2 separate regions of the Mus musculus genome follow, and region 2 is linked to region 1. A link is a loop called in an ENCODE intact Hi-C map of the cell type or tissue named here. Cell type or tissue: gastrocnemius. All regions are shown on one strand. Links, peaks and the distances in the headings refer to the core of each region. The heading gives the core; the rest is flanking DNA.

Region 1 (2,807 bases), core at 307-2,806:
CGGCAGGGGGGTTTACTGAGGCCACACAGCAAGCCGCAATGGAAACAGCCTCGTGTATCCCATTTAGTTACAACCGTGGCTCATTTCTCATTCAGTCCACTCAATAAACATAATCTGTTCTCCCACTCAGAGCTGAGCACTAAGGTGAACATTTGGGGGAAGTGCAGATGGACAGATGGACAGTGTGCAGTTGCTGACACACACACTCCTTTCTCGGAAGGCCAGGGGCTGCATCAAGAACATATAATCTTGCCCCGAGGGCACCGGTTCAGGAGCAGCTTGAGATGGGTGCCTATGCCAGATGCTGCTCTCTGAGGAGAGGCTGCAGGACAGCCCCAGGGTCAGGAACTCGGGGAGGCACATCTGCCTCTGCTCCCTTCTCCGTGCTCCCAGGCCAGACCTTGGTGGTATCCTCCTGACCTGCCAGGTACTGCCCAGTACACCTGTCCTACTCCAGCCTGGCATGCATAGGAGAGTCTGGTCTCTCACCTTCCAGGCCATGGGCAAGTCAGCTTTGGAGTCACCCAGAAGTAGGAGCAGAGAGAACAAACTTCATCTGACACAGGCCTGCTTTGCCTGAGGCCATGTTGCCTTGCCCTAGGTGGTGCCAAGCCTGGGCCTCAGCCCAGAGAGTTCGTGCAGTACAGACAGCAGCATGAGAGTTGGCGGTTCAGAGCCAGAGAAACATGAGAGTCACAAACTAGACTCGCTCTGGGAAAAGGTTGATAGGCACGTTTTCTGCTATCCTTTCTGACATGTCATCTGTCATTTTGCATTTGAATCCTGGAATAAATCTGAACCCTCATCTGGGCTTGACTGCTAGTATCTTGAGCATCTACTGGGCAGGTTTCTCTGTCACCCAAGCCACCGTTGAGGTCATTCCCTGCAGCAGGATGGGCCGTGCTGTGAGACCCAGTGCTCTTTCAGCTTCTTCTCTTCTTTCTACAGCTCACTCTGCAGAGCGCCAAGTCCCGAGTGGCCTTCTTTGAAGAACTCTAGCAGGTGACCCGGCCACCTCCTGCCACATCTGCTGCTCCTGACACCAACAGGATGGGCCTGACCCAAAAGGAACCATCAGTAGAGGGCTGGCTTGTTTGGGAACTCTTGAGTTGAGGGCCCCGTGCCACTCTGACCCTATAGAGAGGTTTCTCAATGTGTTCTAGTTCTCCTTGCCTCCTGCATACCTGCATATCTCTCTCTCCCTCCCTCTCTCTCTCTCTCCTTCTCTCTCTCTCTCTCTCTCTCTCTCTCTCTCTCTCTCTCTCTCTTATATAAATACTTGTTGTGTGTGGGCTGCCATCCTTCCTGCACCCAAGCACTGTGGTGCACGGGTTGCTGTGCTTGCTGACATTGAGAATCGGCTGTGGGAGTCCAGTGTGAAAGCTGGCTGAAATCTACCATGCAGGTGCTACCCACTCCCCAACTGGGCTTCTGGGATGGGCCTCCCCTCCAAGCATGGGGTAGAAGTGTGGACTGGCTTAGCTCAGAACCAGCAATGGGGGTTGGGGATTTAGCTCAGTGAGAGCGCTTACTCGGGCCCTGGGTTCGGTCCTCAGCTCTGGGGGGGGAAAAAAAAAGAACCAGCAACGATGGCTCCTTAGCCAGGCTCACCTGAGGCAGTGTAGCTGTCTGAATGGCAGGTAACAGGCAAGACAGCTGTGGCTAGGAAGAGGCTTAAGATAGAGGCTGTTGGGAGACACTGCACATGAGCCTTTGGTGGGCCAGGAGCTTCCCAGTCACATTCCCATCAGTGCCTGGGAACCCAGCTGTGACCAGGACCTCTGTCTCCTCCCCCTCAGCACATGGAACCCCAGAGCCCTGCTACCCGTCCATCATCCTCTTCAACACCTAGGCCTCACTGTCATTGTCCTTTTCTTCCCCAGGAGCCCAGCAGTGTCCTTTTAGTCCTTCCTTTCCTGAGCCTGACAGAGATATCAGGCTACTAACAGTCACACAAGCTAACACTATGGGTTGCCTCCATGCTAGGCAACAAATGCTTACCATGTGCCTCACACACTCCATGATTGGGCCTATCTTCTATGTAACTGGGGTCACTAGTGTAGCCGACCAGAACCCTTTAAGTCCTACAGAGCAGGTGATCTGCCTCAGTCCACAAGCAGATGTATATTAACTGAGGACAGCTGAGCTGAGGGGCTGAGCAAGGCGATGTTCCACAGTACGGTTTGTTTTTGAGAAACTGAGGCACACCACCTTGTTCCCGGGCTGTTATTGGGCCACTTTGTCATAGGCAGCCACCCAATGGTCACCTCAGCATCTTTGGGCACCTGTGATAGCACTCTAGTCTGAAACCTAAGGCTGAGGAGAAGGTCTCTGGACTTGACACCCCAGTATTTGCCGAGTCTTCCCTGGCTGCTCTGAAGTTGAGCTGTGTTCTCTGGCCTGAAACTGCTCTCTGACTTTCTTCCTCTCTGTACACTTGATTTAACAATGGCTGTGGGACACGAGACAATGATGCTGGTTTATAAAAATTATGCCAGGCCTTCCTTGGCTTTTTCATTTAACTACGCTTTATATCTCAAATTTGGGAAATACCAAGCTACATAACCACGTGGGCGCCCTGGTATTTGAGGAATGGTGGGTGTAACCATTTCGCCATTTCTTGGAAGGTGAGGTCCAAACCCCACTCAGAAGTACCTCAGCTCCGAGAGAGAGAGAGAGAGAGAGAGGGGGCGGGGGGGAGAGAGAGAGAGAGCTCGAATGGGTCCCCAGAATGTCTCCAGCCTGCTTTGAGCCTGTAGCTGGGTTCTTACTGGTAGAAAATTTTAGTCAAAGAGAAACATCTGAAG
Region 2 (2,807 bases), core at 130-2,629, 50 kb before region 1:
AGCTTGTAACCATTTTCTGTGGCTTTGAGAATCCTGGTGCTGTCACTGTGGCTCCGCTCACCCTGTGGGTTATTGATTGATTTGGTTCAGAACCCCTGCATGAAGTGGATATTATATCCTGCTATGGATGGCTCTGTGAGTGCTTCCAATTGTATAACACACACAGCCTTTAGGAAATGGGAAGAATGTAACGGGAAGGGATTGTCTACCTTCCCTGCAAAGCACGCTTTGAAGGTAATAGAAGGGGCCAGCACAGCATGTCTTCTGCTCTGCAATTCTGCAGGTGTTGGATCATGATGTTTCGAAGGAAGAACCAGTTACCTTTCACTTCCTGGCCAAATTTTATCCTGAAAATGCTGAGGAGGAGCTAGTTCAAGAGATCACGCAACACTTATTTTTCTTACAGGTACACTAGCCCATGCTATCTCCCCCTCCCAACCACCCCTACCGTATTAAGAGGACCAGTCCAGGTATGGTTTCAGAAGCAGACCAGGTGAACCCCTTGGAGTTGACCACAAACACTTCCACACTGCAGAAAATGTTCTGCCTCCAAATAGTCAGTCCTTTGGCTCAGTAATAGAAAAAAGTCTTCAGAATAGAACTTTACCCAAGCAGTGAGAATTGGTGTCAGATGAAATTGCAGAGGTGTGATGATGAACAATAGAGTAACCCAGTATAAATCCTTAGTGAAGATGCATCCCTGTTTCTTCTAGCTAACTTAAAAGTTCTCTGACAGTATAAAGAAAAGCCTCAGAGACTTAGCAAAAAGTTCCTTTAAAGTTCAAGATCTGGGTCATTGAGGCAGGAATTCTGAATGGCAATGACCCTTGGCATGTCCCACTCCTAAGGTGTTTCAGACAACCTGCTCTGTGCTACTCTGGGTATATATTTCATTTCCTCTTTTATTAGAGTGCAAGCCCCTTAAAGAGAGGCTCACTGAATATGCAGTTGGTATTCTTAAGTAAGTTATTGTTCAATCAAACTGAAGAAATAATAGGTGTTCCAGAATTACAGGTTGACCACCTAGAAGCACAGTAAGGTTGTTGGTTTAAGGATGGGAGCCTTGCTTTGTTATAGCCAGAGAGCCCCTCAGTTTCCTGGCTGTCTGTAGTGACTGATGCCCAAGCTGCCTAAGCTCCTGAAGATGCCCACTGTCTATGATGTAGAGGATAGTTACGGGCCATTGATTACATTGGTTTCCCAGAATTATATCTGGCTTTTACCTAATCCTTGTACTGTGGAATCTCCGTGTATTGTGTTCATGATACAGTATGTGAAATGTAATATTACCCTCCAAATGTTGTCTTGTTTTGTTGGAGAAGAGAATCTCACTACATAGCCAAGGCTGGCCTTGAGCTTAAGATCTTTCTCCCTCAGCTTTTCAAGTGCTGGGATTATAGTATGTGTGCCCCCATGCCTGGCCAGATAGTTTCACCAAAGAGATCTGTGTGTGTGTTAGGTTAAAAGGTAGCCCTTTCAGATTGTTTCTGTGTTATGGCTGCTTCTTTATCTCTTTGTAAAGAAACTAGGAGATTTAAAGGTTTCACTGCTTCAGGACAGCTCAGCTTTCAGTTTTTCTTGGCTTTAAAGCCTGGGGGAATTATATGTGTGACCGAAGCCACATAAAGATTCTTTAGGGGTTGGGCTGTAGCTCTGTATTCATGAAGCCTTGGGTTCCAGCTCAGCACTGTATAAACAGAACACAGTGTGCTTTTGTAATCCACAGGCGAATCAGAAATTCAGGGTCATCTTCTGTTCTGTAGAGAACTCAAGCCAGGCTTAAGCTCCACGAAACCAGACTCCCTGTGTTATAAAAATGGCGTTCGTGTGCTTACCTGAGACAGCACTTGTCCCTCCTGTGACTTTGGCTTGATTTTCCTTCGTATTGAAATGTTAGATTGGTTTTGTGACTAAGGAAGGCAACATTTAATACTAGGAATCTGGAAAGACAGTTGGCTTTGTTAGCGTATTCTTACTTCATGTGGCTTTCTTGTCCTTGTGTCTGGAACATCACACATTGCACCACTGTAAGAAATTAGGTGTAATGAGATATGTTAATTCAACATTATGGCTTAGGAATTATATTTCCTGAGCCTCATGTGTACTTAAAAGTTGAATCGATCAAATTTTATTGCTTCCTTTTTCCTTAGAGCAGCACATTGGAAGTGGTGACTTTTTTCTACAGTCATAATTCAGTGGCCTTGGTGACTTTTGTCTTATATAAAGATTTGAAAGTACACTTTATCTCCTGCAGTCCTGGGAAGTGCGCCACAGGCCAACACTGAGACAGAAAGTGCAGCAACCCGCAGCTCTTGTCATGCCGCCACCTTGTCAGTCTCTGCTGTAATCAAACACATCTTTTTCTTGGCGGTGGGAGGAGGACTTTGTTGTTGGTTGGATGGTTTTTCGAGACAGTGTTTCTTTGTGTGATCCTGGCTGTCCTGGAACTCACCTCAACTCAAAGATCCACCTGCCTCTGCCTCCTCAGTGCTGGGATGAAAGGTGTGCACTAGACGGCTGGGCAAGCAGATCTTAATGCAAAAAGACGCAGCTGTCTTACCGATAGCTTCTTAGTGGCTGAACTAGCAACTGGTCTGCAACAGTTTTTTAAAAAGTTCCCTTTGTCGGAAACTCACTAACAGGCTGCTTTGTTCATTTAGGCTAAAGCCCTCATTTAGAATTCTCTGCAGCCATCTGTTGTCGTCCACACATGCCATTGCCTGTCTCCCTCATTCCCCCTTTCAGGTGAAGAAGCAGATTTTGGATGAAAAGGTCTACTGCCCTCCCGAGGCGTCCGTGCTCTTGGC

What was found. Peaks named below come from ENCODE experiments on the same cell type or tissue, not always from the same donor. Only the 100,000 strongest peaks of a DNase experiment are listed, where the experiment ranks them.
Region 2: a loop joins it to region 1, with 2.0 times the contacts of the local background. A loop is called at or near these places in 4 of 42 quality-filtered maps.

Annotation. Positions count from the first base shown.
Region 1 is chr11:4,766,415-4,769,221 of GRCm38, reverse strand. It overlaps Nf2 (neurofibromin 2), which reads left to right. Exons shown (of 17, transcript NM_001252250.1): 17 at 949-2,807. Among named protein-coding and RNA genes, the nearest start is that of Cabp7, 21 kb to the right of the region's middle. In gastrocnemius, for the core only: no CTCF peak of the experiment used is centred there; no DNase peak of the experiment used is centred there; H3K27ac peaks cover 425 bases.
Region 2 is chr11:4,816,104-4,818,910 of GRCm38, reverse strand. It overlaps Nf2 (neurofibromin 2), which reads left to right. Exons shown (of 17, transcript NM_001252250.1): 3 at 284-406; 4 at 2,746-2,807. Among named protein-coding and RNA genes, the nearest start is that of Nf2, 32 kb to the left of the region's middle. In gastrocnemius, for the core only: no CTCF peak of the experiment used is centred there; no DNase peak of the experiment used is centred there.